2 separate regions of the Homo sapiens genome follow, and region 1 is linked to region 2. Evidence: read pairs that join two places in POLR2A ChIA-PET (ENCODE). Cell type or tissue: GM12878. All regions are shown on one strand.

The links. Peaks named below come from ENCODE experiments on the same cell type or tissue, not always from the same donor. Only the 100,000 strongest peaks of a DNase experiment are listed, where the experiment ranks them.
Region 1: POLR2A ChIA-PET joins it to region 2 with 9 read pairs; 1 of 35 experiments calls an interaction of 5 or more read pairs at or near these places.

What each region holds. Positions count from the first base shown.
Region 1 is chr5:151,313,058-151,321,057 of GRCh38, reverse strand. It overlaps SLC36A2 (solute carrier family 36 member 2), which reads left to right. Exons shown (of 10, transcript NM_181776.3): 10 at 3,970-6,086. The coding sequence ends at 4,241. It also overlaps the pseudogene ATP6V1G1P5. Among named protein-coding and RNA genes, the nearest start is that of SLC36A3, 13 kb to the right of the region's middle. In GM12878, CTCF peaks have their summits at 1,492 (motif pointing left) and 4,868 (motif pointing right); DNase peaks (open chromatin) are centred at 1,564 and 4,842.
Region 2 is chr5:151,718,125-151,726,124 of GRCh38, reverse strand. No RefSeq gene overlaps it. Among named protein-coding and RNA genes, the nearest start is that of ATOX1-AS1, 31 kb to the left of the region's middle. RefSeq lists silencers at 3,831-4,031, 4,491-4,691, 5,522-5,631, 6,563-6,857, 7,851-8,000 and enhancers at 4,370-4,419, 4,440-4,509, 4,770-5,029, 5,100-5,279. In GM12878, CTCF peaks have their summits at 5,030 and 6,666 (motif pointing right); DNase peaks (open chromatin) are centred at 4,002 and 4,714; H3K4me3 peaks cover 1,263 bases; H3K27ac peaks cover 4,624 bases.

The sequences.
Region 1 (8,000 bases), 410 kb after region 2:
TCAGTCCTCACAACAATTATCATGAGGTAGAACTATGATAAACCCTACTTTATGAAAGAGAAAACTGAGGCAGTGAGTGATTAATAATTGGCCAGAAAGTGTCAGAGGTAGGATTTGAATTCAAGTCATGTAAGTCTAGAGCCAGTGCCCTTCACCTCCAGGGCAGACATTGAAAATGGGACTCTAATTTGGCAACAGGTGTTGTTTGAACCTCACAATGTTGTATAAAGTGGGCCAACATTTAAAATGTGGGCAATCTCCATACAAATGCAGATTTTTAAAATTTTTTGGTGGGGCTACTATAAAATGATTGGGCAAGGCTGGGATCACATTCCCCATCGGCAACAATCAGCTGGGGCTCCTTGACCCCTGGACGGTCCTGTGCTTGCCTATTGGCTGAGGTCATTCCCACTCCCTGGCTCACAGCAGCCCCCATGACCCGGAGTACCCCTTTCTGCAAGTATTCCACCAGAGGCCGAAGGAGATGGCTAGAGATTCCTGTGTAGAGTAGAGGTGGCCCAGCTGTCCCTAAGATGCCTTTTGATTGTAATTGCAAAAGTGTCTTCTTTTTAAGGCCAAATTGTATTCCACTGTACGTAGAAACCACATTTTCTTTATCCATTCATCTGTCCATGGAAATTTAGGAAATTCTTTTTTTTTTGCATAACAAAGTGTTACTTTTAGATAATTATCAGTACACCGAGTAATAACATGTAACGAGTTTTTGAATTCTACCATCTAGTAATTTTGATTCAGAGAAACTAAAAGCAGCCCAAACAGTTATGCTAGTATTCATTATTCTAACCATTAGCAGGAATGGACTAATTTAAGGGTGGCTGCTGCTTCACACAGATTACAAATAACCATTTACTACTTTTTCATGGTTAGAATCCTGACATTCAAGAAAGCACTACAGGGAAAAAAAAAATATTAATCTCTTTCTTCTTCAAAGAACTTTTTTTTACTAGAAAAAAGAAAGAAAAAGTCAACATTGATACACTGATACATATGTTACTTCAGCTAATAGGCATGGGAAAACATGACATATACCCATTAAATTTCTACGAAATACGATGTAAAAAGAAAATCTATAGATAAGTTCTAAGTCTGTACAAAGAAGCTAGATTTTATATTCTCTGAGATGTGAAGGGACCTGCTATATAATATACAGAAATCATTTAATGCCTTTTCATAAGAATATATCTCAAGCTGCATATTCCTCGAGGGCATCTAAAATGCCAATCTGTGGTACAGGCGCTTCTTTCTCCCACTCTTCTTCATTTATGCAGCAGTTTTCATGGATTTCTGTCCAGGTGTCACAGACAAAAGCCAAGAGACTAGCCAAGCCTTCACCCCCATTCTGCTGGAAGTAGTTCTGGAGGCTGGTCCTCTTCTTCTGACCCTCCTGTGCCACTTCAGTGCCAAGGCTGCTGTGAGATTCCAGGGCTGCAGCTTCCTTGGTCTTGAACTCTTTCTCCCTCTGCAGGCAGTGCTGTTCAGTTTCAGTTCAGCAGTTGAAGCCTCAGCTGCTTCCTTGGCCTGCTTCAGCCTCTATGTTTTTGCTCACACTTGGACACCTTCTCAGTGGCTGCATCTTGGCCTGCAGCAGCTGCTGGATCCCCTGAGACTGGCTGAAGTGGCTGTTGATTTTCACTTTTCTAGGCCAGCCCACAGCATTCATTCGACACTGATTTTCTTTTTTTGAAGTGATTAGTTCTCAATTTGACCTTGAATGCAGGAACTATCCAGTATCTTACATATTCCAGACAGATCAAGGAATTTGCCCCACAGTATAAAGATAACAATCCCTTAAGCCTACACTACACTTCTTCATGCATTGTCAATTAGCATGTATGAGTAAATAACTTGGAGTAATAGCAAAGATAACTTTTCTGAATGCTTTACATGAAAAATCTCATTGAAGACTTTTATGTCCTATGCAGAATGAATCACAATACCTAAAAGGATAGTAGCCTTCATCTCCATTTTGCAGCTGAGGAAACAAGCTGAGGAAGGGGTGGGACTTGGGCAAGGCCATACAAGAATGAACCAGACTCCTGCCTTCCAGACCTGTTCTGTTCTACCACACTCCTCCAAAGGAGGCCTGCTCAAGGCTCCTGGGATTTATTGGTGACCAGGAACATTTTTCATCAAATATAATAAAAAATGTAAAAGCCCAGGTCTGTAAAACGTCCTGCTAAAAAAATATAATTTCAAAATTTTTAGCTTTTCGTGTTTCTTTGTTAGGGGTTTTCTGACATGTGTATAAAACCTGGAGAAGACACTTCTTTAAAGACACCTCCCGGATTTTCTTCCAACTGAAGATCTCTTTGTATTATAAATAATTTCATATTCTAATTGTTTGCAAGTAAAAGGTTCTTATACTCATGTTAATTATTTATTAAAATTCTAGGCATTTTAAAAAATAATTTATTTATTTATATTATTTATATTTATTATATTTTTATATATATAAAATATTTATTATATATAAAAATATATTTTATAAATAAATATTTATAAATAATTATTATATTTTTATTTATTATTTATTTTTATTATAGATAAAATATATAAAATATATTTTATTTATATATAAAATAAATAATAAATTTGTATTATTTATTTATATTATTTATATTATTTTTTATTTATTAAAATGCTAGGCATTTTAGAAGACTTCTAAAAAATTTGTACATTGATACAAATTTTGATAGTACAAACATTGACAGTTTGTACATTGATATATTCCAAACAGCTTGAATGGTTCCCAGCACTGTTATTTAGTGTTATTTATTAAGTAAGAGCTTAAGTTTTGTTGGATATGTAAGGATCCAAAATGCACCTCGGTAGCATAAAGATTATTTTAAGCTAAAAATGCCTGAACAAAAAGAAGCTGCAGAAAGAAACTTTGTCTAATCTTCTTTTGCTGATGTAAGCGGGACCTCCTGACAAATATAGCTGCCATAAATCCCTTCTCTGGGAAGTTTAGAGCCAGAAAAGAGACTTAGCATTATCATGGGAATTACTAACTGTTTAACAAATTTTATCTGAAACTGTCATATCTTCCATTTGTTCTTCCATAAAAGCCCTTTCTCCTCCCTCCTTTTCCCCTTATTAAGGGGGTATCTTTGGCTGTTCTGGAAGCCAATTCTTCTCAAGGCTCTGGAGCTTATATATACACTTTGTCTTTTCTCTTGTTAATCTTACCTATTGTCAGTTGAATTCACAAGCACCCAACCACTGACCCTAAGTTGGTAGGGGAAAAGTTTTTGAATGAATACATTTCCTCCCAACAATATGAATGAACAATATGAATGAATACAATTAGACAGAGACTCACCAAATTTTGTTATTGTTGTTTTGAGATGGGGTCTCACTATGTTACCCAGGGTGTCCTTGAACTCCTGGATCCTCCTGCCTCAGCCTCCCGAATAGCTGGGGCTACAGAAATGTGCCACTATGCCTGGCTGAATTTTTAATATGTAACTTCTAGGGAATATGATTAGGGATATTGGAGGACTTTTAACTTTTCTTTCTGTAATTGAATTTCTGAGAAACAATTAGTTCATTTTTTAAGAAGAGGATTTTTTTTTTTTTTTTAATGAGATAGGACCTCACTTTGTCACCCAGGCTGGAGTGCAGTGGCGTGATCTTGGCTCACTGCAACCTCCACCTCCCAGGTTCAAGTGATTCTCCTGCCTCAGCCTCCTGAGTAGCTGAGATTATAGGCACCCACTACCACACCCGGCTGATTTTTGTATTTTTAGTAGAGATGGGATTTCACTATGTTGGACAGGCTGGTCTTGAACTCCCAACCTTCAGTGATCCACCCATCTAGGCCTCCCAAAGTGCTGGGATTACAAGTGTGAGCCACTGTGCCTGGCCAAGAAGAGGACTTTAAGAACAAACTTTCAAAGCTTGGCTAAGCCTGGAATGCTCCATCTCTCCACTATCCTCTCCCTGCAGGCCTCCTGGCCATCCTCATCCCCCGCCTGGACCTGGTCATCTCCCTGGTGGGCTCCGTGAGTGGCACCGCCCTGGCCCTCATCATCCCACCGCTCCTGGAGGTCACCACGTTCTACTCAGAGGGCATGAGCCCCCTCACCATCTTCAAGGACGCCCTGATCAGCATCCTGGGCTTCGTGGGCTTTGTGGTGGGGACCTACCAGGCCCTGGACGAGCTGCTCAAGTCAGAAGACTCTCACCCCTTTTCCAACTCCACCACTTTTGTTCGGTGAGCCTGGCACTGCTCCTTGCCTACCAGCACCCGACTTTTAATTATATGGATCTCTTTTTTTTTTTTTTTTTTTTTTTGAGACGGAGTTTCTGTCTTGTTGCCCAGACTGGAGTACAATGATGCGATCTCAGCTCACCACAACTTCGGCCTCCTGGGTTCAAGCGATTCTCCTGCCTCAGCCTCCCGAGTAGTTGGGATTAGAGGCATAGTCCAGCACGCCTGGCTAATTTTGTATTTTTAGTAGAGACGGGGTTTCTCCATGTTGGTCAGGCTGGTCTTGAACTCCCGACCTCAGGTGATCCACCCACCCCGGCCTCCCAAAATGCTGGGATCACAGGCGTGAGCCACCTCGCCTGGCCAGATCTCTTTTATATGCATTATCTTTATGTCACTGCTTTGCCTTTTCTCTGGGCCAAGTCATGGTGAAACAAGAAAGCTACAAGCTCTAAATGGTAATTTTTTACATTTTTGTTTTGTTTATTACTTCTTCTTTTCATACCTCTGGCATTCCACTACATTGTGAGCTTTCCCTTGGAAGGCTCTGGACTCTATCCAAGCTTATGATAATTCACACAATGAATTTCATACCTAGCGTGGAGCTATGCAAGAAGCAGCCACCAGAGGGCCCCAAGTGGCAGCAACTGGCCAAAGGAGATGCAGCCAGCTAAGACTGTCCACACTTTGGCAGACAACCGGTTTTCCCTTTTCTGGGTCTGTTCAAAAAGCAAACATTAAGGGTGGGCACATAATCCACAAGCCAGAAAGTTGTGCACGGCTCCAGTGTTGAGATGGGTAGGGCCAAGATGACCAGTGTGAAAACTCTCAGATAGAAAGGAGCCATGCATATTAAATGAGGGGCAACAAACATTTCAAACGATTAGATAACATTTTCTCCCAACTCAAAGATCCCAACAATGAATAGGAGGCATGGAAGTAGATGTGCCAATGGGGAGGGATGAGGAGTGAACATGAATATTATTTGAATAGACTTTACCTCTTAATTCTTGCAACATGCATTCTTGATTACCTACTGTGTGCCAAACAAGATTTTGTAGAATATTGCAAAAATGACCATAAATTCCTCGTGATAATGTGACTTTGCACCTGCTCCTATGAAAAGATGAAGTCTGTATCTGTATCCCTTAAATTTTTTTGCTTGTTTGTCGGTTTTGTTTTGTGTTTTGTTTTTTTGAGATGAAGTCTCGCTCTGTTGCCCAGGCTGGAGTGCAATGGCACAATCTCGGCTCACTGCAACCTCCACCTCCTGGGTTCAAGCGATTCTTCTGCCTCAGCCTCCCAAGTAGCTAGGATTACAAGTGCCTGCCACTATGCCTGGCTAATTTTTGTTTTTCGTAGAGATGGGGTTTTACCATGTTGGCCAGGCTGGTCTCAAACTCCTGACCTCAGGTGATCCACTTGCCTCGGCCTCCCAAAGTGCTGAGATTACAAGTGTGAGCCACCACGCCCAGCCTCTCCCCTTTAAATTTGATCTTGGCCTTGTAACTTGCTTTGGCCAATGGGACATTAGTAAATGTGATGCAGTCAGAGGTTTGGTAATAACCTATGCATCAGGACTTACATCACTTGCTGCTCTATGGAGTTGAGACCACCAAGTAAAGCATCCTGGGCTAGCCTACCGGAGGATCAGAGACCATGTGGAACATAAATGAATCATCCCAGTTGAGCCCTGTCCGCAGATCAACCAGCCTACCAACTTCCAGACACGAGTAAAGCCATCCTAGACTATATCCAACCCCAGTCAGGCTGACACAGACCATAAGAATTGTACAGATAATCCACAGAACTGTGATAAATAATAAAGATGTTTGTAATTTTAATACATAAAGAGTGGGAAGTTTTATGCAGCAAAAGATAACTGATAAATCATTCTAAAGAGGATACACTGATTAATGAGAAAAGAATCCCTGCTCTCAAGCAGCCAGTCTGCTGTCCATTGGGGAAGAGTTAACAGGTAATCAACTAAGTAAATACCATCTAATGTCCATCTAAGGGCAAAGGACACTACCTGCTCTAGAGCACCAAAGAAGACTTTCCACAGGTGGTATCATTTGAGCTGGGCTTTGAGTAGAACCTGAATCTTCTACGACTGAGCCTGAACCTTCTTCCATTCTGTCCTGCTGCCTGGACATTACAGCACCTATGCTTGTGTCTGATCTTGGCTGGCAGCCAGAGGCAAGCCAACCTGAGACATCACCTCCATCCTTCTGGTGGTGACTGCTCTCTCCCCTCCCCTCAGAATTACTAAAATTGAGAAAACGCACCTAGATAAATAAATAGATGTTGAAGATCTATAGTCCCAAAAGGTGGGGAGAGGAGAGTTTCTCATCAAACTCTCCGTGGTTTACGGGAATGAGCTATGCCTGTTTCAGCCTCGGTGTTAAGAGAACATTTGAAAAAGCCCTGTCCTGCTTATTTTCATCCTTCGTCTTCCCTGTGCCCCCCAATTCCCACGTCCCGGTCTGCTCTTTCTGTATGTTACTTTCTATCTGCTGGACTTCCAGAAGATACTTCACCAGCACAAGTCCACTCAGATGGAGGAAAGGCTGGTGGTCCACACCCAGATCCCATAGCCTACAGAGTCCCTGTTGGGCAACAGGACACTCATAGCTCGTGCAGGGGTCCACAGTCCACTTTGCCAGAGAATGGGTTGTCATTTCCACCCTGAGCTCTCTGTTTCATCAGCAAACCCAAAGGACTTCCAATGATCCATCCTGAGTGTTGGCAATGTGATCATCCTCTCTGGAAACATTTCTCTCCCACCCTGCTCCACTATCAATCACCGCACCCATCCTTGAAGTTTAAAGTTATCTTCTCTGTTATTAAGAAAAGTTTACACTCATTCTCTAAAGATAAGCCCCTACTGTGTAAGAGGATAGGGTTAATTTTATTACTCAGACAAATCTGGCTGAAGTTAAACCTTGGAAAGAAAAACTAAATTTAGCAACATTGATATAACCAACAAAACTAAGCTAGGGAGACTCATTAGTAATCATTGGCAACACTAAAGACTACTACATGTTAGCTTTATGTCTGAGTGGTGGTGATATTAAAATTTCTTAAGTGGTTTGGAACTGATTTTTTTAGTACACACATATGCATACACACGACTTTCTTCCCCCCATTTAACTTACTATTTATTTAACTTCTGGAACTTGCTAGTGAGTCAAGGAACATAGAAAACCCTTCCTCCTTTCCTTCATTGAGTGCTTACTAAGGATTTTACATGAGATCATCTCATTTAATCCTTACAATGACCTGTGATGTTTACACTGTCATTGTCTCCATTTTCAGATAAGGAAACAGACTCAGAGACATTAAATAACTTGTTAAAGATCAAACACGTAGTGAAGGATGGATCCAGGATGCAAACATTTGTGCATCAAAGCTCCTCACTGCATTGTAGGGCCCAAGGGAGGCCACTGAATGGTGGTTATCAAAATGTAAAATAGGGAGGAGGTAGAGCAAGATGGTAGAAAGCTCCACTGATCTGTCCTGTCCCCCAACCCCTGCTGCAAGGACACCAATTTAACAATTATGTACACCTTCATAAGAACCAAAAAACGTGGGCACTCACAGTACCTGGTTTTAACTTCGTATGGCTGAAAGAGGCACTAAAGAGGTAAAAGAAAAAACAGTCTTGAATCAACTGCGCAGCGCCACCCCTCCCCCACCCCCAGCAGGGGCCCATGGTGCCCAGAGTATCTCTGGGCTCTGGGGAAGGGAGAACCCAGTAATTGTG
Region 2 (8,000 bases):
AGGAGGAAGGGTTACTAGGATCAATTTTCATATGCCAAACAATCTGTATTTAAGTCAGACCACCCCAAGTATATCCTCCAAGTTTGGTGAAAATCAGCCCAGCTATTTTCTTATGATGGAGTAGACAAGTCACAAACTTCATTTTATTATGTGGACAAATCCCCCCCTGCTCTGACCTTTGGGGGTGGGGGAAAGAGAGAGTAAAGAACTTAAAAAAATGAGAGCACACTCAGTTCACTGTTCTGTACTTGCCTTTTCCCCCACTTTTTACTGCACCTTGAGATAGTTTCATGTTTCGTATCAGTTCATATGGTTTTGCCCTCGTATTTAAAGTACAAATACTGGCCGGGTGTGGTAGCTCATGCCTGTAATCCCAGCACTTTGGGAGGCCGAGGTGGGCAGATCATGAGGTCAGGAGTTCGAGACCAGCCTGACCAACATGGTGAAACCCCATCTCTACTAAAGATATAAAAATTAGCTGGGCCTGGTGGCACATGCCTGTAATCCCAGCTACTCGGGAGGCTGAGGCAGGAGAATCGCTTGAACCTGGGAGGCGGAGGTTGCAGTAAGCCGAGATCCCACCATTGCACTCCAGCCTGGGCAACAGAGTGTGACTCTGTTTCAAAAAAATTAAATAAAAATAAATAAGTAAAGTACAAATACTGGTTGTTTTATTTGTGAATATATTGGCTTATTAACATGGGCTAAAATTAGTAATAATAATCTACCTATTCTTTCTAAAATAACATGTTGACTTCTGTTAAGTATAGGGTGACCAACTCATTCCTTTGCCTGGAATTTTCCGTTTTAGCACTTAAAGTCCTATATCCCAGGAAACCCTTCAGTTCTAAGCAAACTGGGATATTTGGTCACCATATTTAAGTTCCAAATAAACATTGGACAAGTTTGAATAGGAGGTGGCACATTTTAACAAAACAAGTAGTAATCTTGGTCTTTGCCCTAAAATGGAACTGTTAACCAAATACTGTCCATATAAAGTAAAGATTTTCTCAGAACTTGTGCTATTATTGTTGGGAGGTGCCTCACGCTTTTAGACAGCAGAATAGTATTCCATTGTATGACTTCACCATCATCTTATTAAATCTGTTCCTTACTGATGGACTTTTCGTGTCTTTCCAGTGTTGTGCTACAATAAACAAGTCTGCCATAAATGTCTTTATTCATCTGTTCTGTAAACTGGCAAATTCTGTGTAACAATTTGTTTTGAAAATAAGGTCTTCCTGCTAAAAACAAAACTCAAAAAGCCACAGGATTAAAGAGTCTTTCATCTTGGGCCTTCTGTGAGTCTCCTTTTCTTCAGGTGACTGACTGGGCTTCGCATGGGTGTAAAATGGGTTGGCAGCTAAGGCCTTGGGAAGAAAGCCCAGGCAAAGAGGAGAGGCTTCCTGGGGTGCATGAGGGAGAAAAACAGCCCACTGCTGTGGTTCCCAGCATGAGGGGGTTGTTTATCAAGGCGCTGGAAGAGGAGTTGGCTAGACTTTGAGAGGTCCAGTGTTGGCCAGGAGCAGGACTGAAAGACTGGAACCATTCAGCTGTCTTCTAAAAGGAGGAGAGAAAGGAAGGAAAAACAAGTCAAGACACACACTGGGTGGCTGCCGGCTGGCCAGGGCTCTTGGTACAATAAGTCTGGTGCCAGGCTGTAGGGCCCAGCCAGCTATCCCTGGGGAACCCATCCCAGACTGGTTTAGATCATTTCTGCAGTGGCTTCTTGGGGCTATTAGAAATGGATTTTTACAGAGTCAGAGATAATGCAGTACTTTTCCAGAGGGATGGCTACCTGGGCCAGAAAGGTGATTTTCCAGCCATGTTGTCTATCCTATGTGTATTAATACATCCTTTATCCATCAAAGAGGCGGCTAGTATCATTTGCCAAACTGTTTCGTGCAGAATGCTATTAGTGAAACATGAGGTCTCAAAGCCAAAAAAGTTTGAAAAATGCCAGGCCCATCAAAATCAAGCAAAATAATTTACTGTAGAAATTTGCAGATCCTTCAAGGTACTAATACTGTAATTGAGACTTTTCAAAAAGGAGATAAAGTATGAACTTGTTTCCCAAGTTTTTAGTCCTTGGAACACCTTTTTCTCCCCCACAGAACACACAGTCACATCTTTGCTAATGTTGTCTGCTAATTCTAACCTATAGGAAAAGGGAGAAGCCAATAGGCCTGACCCAAAAACTTCCAAGAATCTGAGACAAAGAAGGCTATGGAATCTGGCCAGTGAGCTATCTTGGACACTGCCATGTCCTACACAAAAGCATGACGGGCATCTGTCATAATATAAAATAATTGATTTTTGGCCAGGCGTGGTGGCTCACACCTGTAATCCCAGCACTTTGGGAGGCCGAGGGGGATGGATCACTTGAGGACAGGAGTTTGAGACCAGCCTAGCCAATATGGCCAAACCCCATCTCTACTAAAAATACAAAAAAATTAGCCAGGCATGGTGGCTGGCACCTATAGTCCCAGCTACTTAGAGGCTGAGGTGGGGGAATCGCTTGAACCTGGGAGGTGGAGGCTGCAGTGAGCTGAGATTGTGTCACTGCACTCCAGTCTGGGCAGTAGAGTGAGACTCTGTCTTAAAAATAAATAAATAATTGACTTTCATGAGCATGAAGGATTCTCCAGAAATTGAGTTAGGTGCAGCCGCATGCTGGTCAGAACAGTCTAGCAAAGATGGCAAAGAGAGCTGGGGCTCGCCTGCATCTCTGCATTTCACACCTCTGATCTCGAGACTCAGCATCACCCTTGGCCACAGTGATCTCCAAGGGCCTCTGTGTGTCAGGCTCAGGGCACACAGTAGCTATGGGGGAGATGCCCTGGTGCAGGGTTCTGAGGAGGCCTACAAAGATCACTTCATCCAATCGGCATCCCCACTGTGTCACTCTGTGTCTGACTCCATCTTTGCTGATGTGTTTGTGTTAAAATGCAAAGCCATCTGGGAAGAACCATTGTCAGAATCCTTGGTAGCATCCTTCCCCTGAGATTTGGGTGGAAAGAGGCAGGTTTTGTGTTTGTTGAAGATAAAATGTCCTGTACTAGAGACTGTATTTGCAAGTCTTTCCCATCCTTGAGCCATTGCACAAGGCTGGTACCTTGTATCTAGGATTGCTTCCCCTGAAATGGATTGGAAAATAAAATGTTAAAATGTTAAAAAGTCAGAGAGAACATGAGTTCTAGTCCACTCTACCTCTAATTTGCTGGTTGACATTAGAAAATCCTTTTGCATATATACATACATCAAAACATCATGTTGTACACCATAAATACATACAATTTTTATTTGTCAGTTTTAAAATAAGGAAGTTCTTTCCCCTCTCTGACTTCATGTTCTTCCTCTGTAAAATGAAGGGGTCAGACTATTTCAGTTATTGGCCAACTTTTTTATTAGAAGAAGCCTTCTGTCAAGCAAAGTCTTAAGGAGCATCTCAAATAAAACAGATAAAAGTAGTCTCTGACCAAAATGTTTTTAAGGAAATGTTATGTCATTACTGTATAACAGGATATGTTTACTATACAAATTGGGACAGAGGTTGCTTTTAGAAGCAAGGAGGTAGTTGTGATTGGGACAGGGCACACAGAGAGCTTCTGGGGTGGCTGCAAAATGTTATTTTTTGACCTGAGTGGTTTCCTTGACCTGAGTGGTTTTCCTTAGGGTTATTCAGTAAGCTATTTTTATATTTATATTATGAATGCATTATAAAGTCAATTACTGAGAACACAAATGTGTCCATTAGATTTAGCTGCAAAAGGCAGAAAACCCCAAATAGAAGTGGCCTCAATAAGACAGAATTGTATGTCTCTTTTATGTAAATGAAATCTGGAGGTGAGCAGTCCAGGGCACTCACTGTAGGGAAGTGAGTCAGCAAGGTAACTCAGTGATCATCAGGACCAAGCCTCCTTCTCTCTATCAATTCAAAGTCCAAGATGACTGATTGAGTTCTGCCATCATGTCCACATTAGAGCTAGCTAGAAGAGGAATGAGAAGAGCATTCCCATTCACTTGAAGAAAACTCCCATAAGTCACACTCACAACCTTTGCTTACAACCCACTGACTAAAGCTTAACTGCACTGCCTTACCTATCTGCAAGGAAGGCTGGGAGATGTAGTTTAATCAGGGCACTATGGCCCCACTCAAGTGTAGTTTCTACAACAAAGGGAAAGGGGACCACTAGCAAAATCTGCCACAATGTATAAATGAATTTTGGTCTCTGATGTGTTCACATTTGACAGATGACTGATTTAGGTGTCTTTGTTGTTTTGCAGCCACAGTTTTAAATGCAGTCTCTGGTATACAAAATAAGGTGAATATTAATAGTTTGTGGAACTGCAGAAGTACAGAATGTGACTTAAAACCCCTGAACTAGAAACTCCCTGAGAGCTTTTCCAGCTTTGACATTCCAGAATTCTGTGGAAGTCCTGCCCACATATATGAGCTTACAGAGGTTTTCCTCTCTGGAGATTGGCAAGGGTGTTCTTGTTACCTTCAGGACTGAGAACTGTGCTCATTGTTTAAGTTAGCACAGCCCTAGCCAAGTATCATGAAAAGCGCTCTGTCATTCAGCAGTCTTCCCCCTTGGGCTGGGAGTTCCCCAGAGGTGGTATAGTTTACTGAGGCATTGAAAACTCAGGCATCCAAGCAGTAACAGCTTCTTAGTGGGGAGTGGCTCAGACTTTCCCTCCACAGTTTCAGAGATTGTTGTAGTAGAAGAGTCTACCCTTGATTCAACCCTTTTCATTTTTCAGAGGAGGAAGCATGGATCCAGAGAGGCTGAGAGATTTACTTGACGTGACCAGCAACTTATAGCAGGACTGGGCCTAGTACCAACTTGTTCTGATACTTTCTTTTTTGTCATTTTACAGATGAAACTGCAACCTAGAAAGGTAGCTTGCCCAGAGCCACATTGTTACTCAGAATAGATCAGAATTTGAATGCATACAATGCACGGCAGAGACTACACTTTAGCCTCTATGCTAAGAACTACTGCCTCCCACTGTGTGAGGACAGACTTTACTATGGGAGCAGGAACACTTCATCACACCACTTAGATGTCACATCCCTTCAGATCACCCTTTGCTCCAATTCTGTACTCCTTCATCAACCTCTTGATGTCTAATTCAACACCTTGGCATAGGGAATAATATGGCTTTAGGTGTAGAAACAAACTTTCTGCTAGTGCAAAAGCTCATCCTCCAGATGAGGGGGATGGGACATGTTGGTATTTTCCAGGAGCATCTGTCTTTCTCTGTGCAGCAATCCCCCAACACTGCAAACTGATCAGACGGAGCTTCAAAACCTGCAAAGGTTATGACCCTAGGTAGTGGGGACCACAACCTGTGGAGTCCTAATTAGGGAAAAGGAGTCAGGCTGGTGGGAGCAGGGGAAAGAAAAAAGAAAAAGTAGATAAGCTATACATCTGCCTTTCTTCATGGTCCAGGACACATAGCCCTCCTGTGCAAATAACTCACAATCTTCCTGTGCCCAACTATCACCAGACACCTCGGCTGATAGAATAATGTACATTAGCTCACTGCAACCTTGGCATTATCTGTACTGTACAAAGCCCTCTTCAGCACACAGCACAAGCACCATCCTAAAAAATCCCCAGCAAGCCTTTGACTCCTTGCAGTCAGCTACTCTCTTGCTGACTTACCCATTGCACCCTTGCAACATACTTTCATACTTCCTCTAACAAATCTGCTTTGCTGACCTACAACTGTCTTGGTAAATTCTTTCTACCACCTGCGTAGCACTGGCCCAAATAGTCACTACCTGAGACACAACTTCCCTGAAAAGCAGTGCCATCTCTGGGAGCTGCCCAAGCAACCTTCAAGTCTCTCTTTGCTGCAGCTTTCTAGGTTGTGCACAGTGGCACTACAGCAGCAAGGCCTTCCTGCCTGCTATCACTTACTTTTCCCTAGGCAAAGGGGCTGGGGGAAACATCCATTGGGTCTCCTGGACAACAGGAAAGTCTCAGGATAAGAGGCACTTTGGAGAATCACTGGAGCAACTCTAGCAGTTCAGCTAGTTGGCTCTTCAGGATTCTCCTTGTCCTCCAGCACAGAAGGCTTTTAATCCAGACAGAGGTGGAGGGAGGGTGGGATGAGCTAACGGGCCTGAGAGGAGACTTTGTATCTTAGAAGACATTCCAGAAGGACCTAGAGACAGAGGGTGTTGTTTTTGTCCTTATTCCGACAACTCTTCTGAGAGGATAGTTGGGGCTGGAGGATGCTGTGCAGCCTGTTTAGAGGGCAGGGAAGTTGAAACAGTGTGAGGGAACCAGTAGAGCTGACCTCCTGCCTCTGTAAAGAACATGACCCTGGGAAATCCCAAAGCTTCACATGGCCCAGTCTGTGAAGAGCCACATTGAAGAAAACAAAGTGTTACAGTTACAAATCATTTAAAAGTGCTACAATCTTCATTTTTATATCTCTAAGAGTATTAAAAGGGATCTAATTAATAATTCATAGAAAACTCCATTTCAGGCTGGGTGTAGTGGTTCACGCCTATAATCCCAGCACTTTGGGAGGCCAAGGCAGGAGGATTGCTTGAGCCCAGGAGTTAGAGACCAGCCTGGGCAACAGGCTCTATTAAAAAAATTTAAAAATTAACTGGCATGGTGGTGCACACCTATAGTCCCAGCCACTAGGGGGTGCTGAGGTAGAAGAATCACTTGACCCTGGGAGGTTGAGGCTGCAGTGAGCCATGTTCGTGCCACTGCACTTCAGCCTGGGCAACAGAACGAGACCCCTGTCTCAAAAACAAAACAAAAAACTCCATTTTGACCAGACACTGGTTCATGCCCGTAATCTCAGCACTTTGGGAGGCCAAGACAGGAGGATGGCTTGTGACCAGGAGTTCAAAACCAGCCCTGGCAAGATAGTGAGACCCTGTCTCTACAAAAAATTTAAAAACTAGCTGAGCGTGGTGACATGTGCCTGTAGGCCCACCTACTTGGGAGGCTGAGGCGGGACGATCACTTAAGCCCAGGAGTTCAAAGTTATAGTGAGCTATGGTTGTGCCACTGCATTCCAGCCTGGGTGATAGAGCAAGACTCTGTCTCAAAAAAACAAAAAAACTGAGATCTTACTGATTCCAGAATTTTCTCATGCTCACATTGATGCTTAGTCTTTCCCCCACTCACCTCCCTGGCCCTCTCCAGGAAAGAGAAAAAGTCTTGAAGAGGCCCAGCCCCTTGAAGAATGTAGTTCTTCACATGCCTCAAAAGAGTAAGGGCCAACTACAGTTTGCTAAAAGTTGGAGGAGCTTCCCCTACATAGTTTGGCCACAGAGTCATCCAAATTATTTTTGTGACCCAGACAGCAGCCCCAGACACTGCATCAGCTCGGTTCTGAAGCCAGAAGAAACTTTCTGCTCTCCGTAAGGCTCCTCTTCACCCCATTACATTCCTTTTCTCTCTCCACCTCCTGCTTTAATGTTCCCCTGCAGCCACACGTAAGGAATATCATCTTCTTTCTCTTAAAGGGACAATTATCGTTCACCTTGTCTCATAGATGTGAGACATTTACCTGTTGAGTAAACAGGATGTCTCCTCCGAGTCAGAAATGGATTTCTTCTGTTGAAAGGGATAGAAAACCCAACCCAAACCAGTATAAGCAAAAAGGCTTATGGAAAGAAAAAGTCCAGGAGCAGGGCTGTATATTACATAGGATTGCACTCTGCTGTGTGTCACAGAAACCTGATTCCAGCAGCTTTTATACCACTTTGCAAGCAATCTGGCCATCTGAGGATGACGCTGGGTCCATGCCATCATCAGGCTGCAGTTCCTTCTGTCAGCCTTTCCTTGTGGATTCCATTCTCCTGTGGCTCCACTTTGTCTTACATATGCCATCCAAGAAGGAAGAAGAGGGACAAAAAGCAAAGTCTCCCTCTTTCACAAGCTTCCCCAGAAGCTCCATGCACTGATTTCTGCTTACAAGTTCATTGGTGAGAAGCATGTCCCATGGCCTCTCTGCAC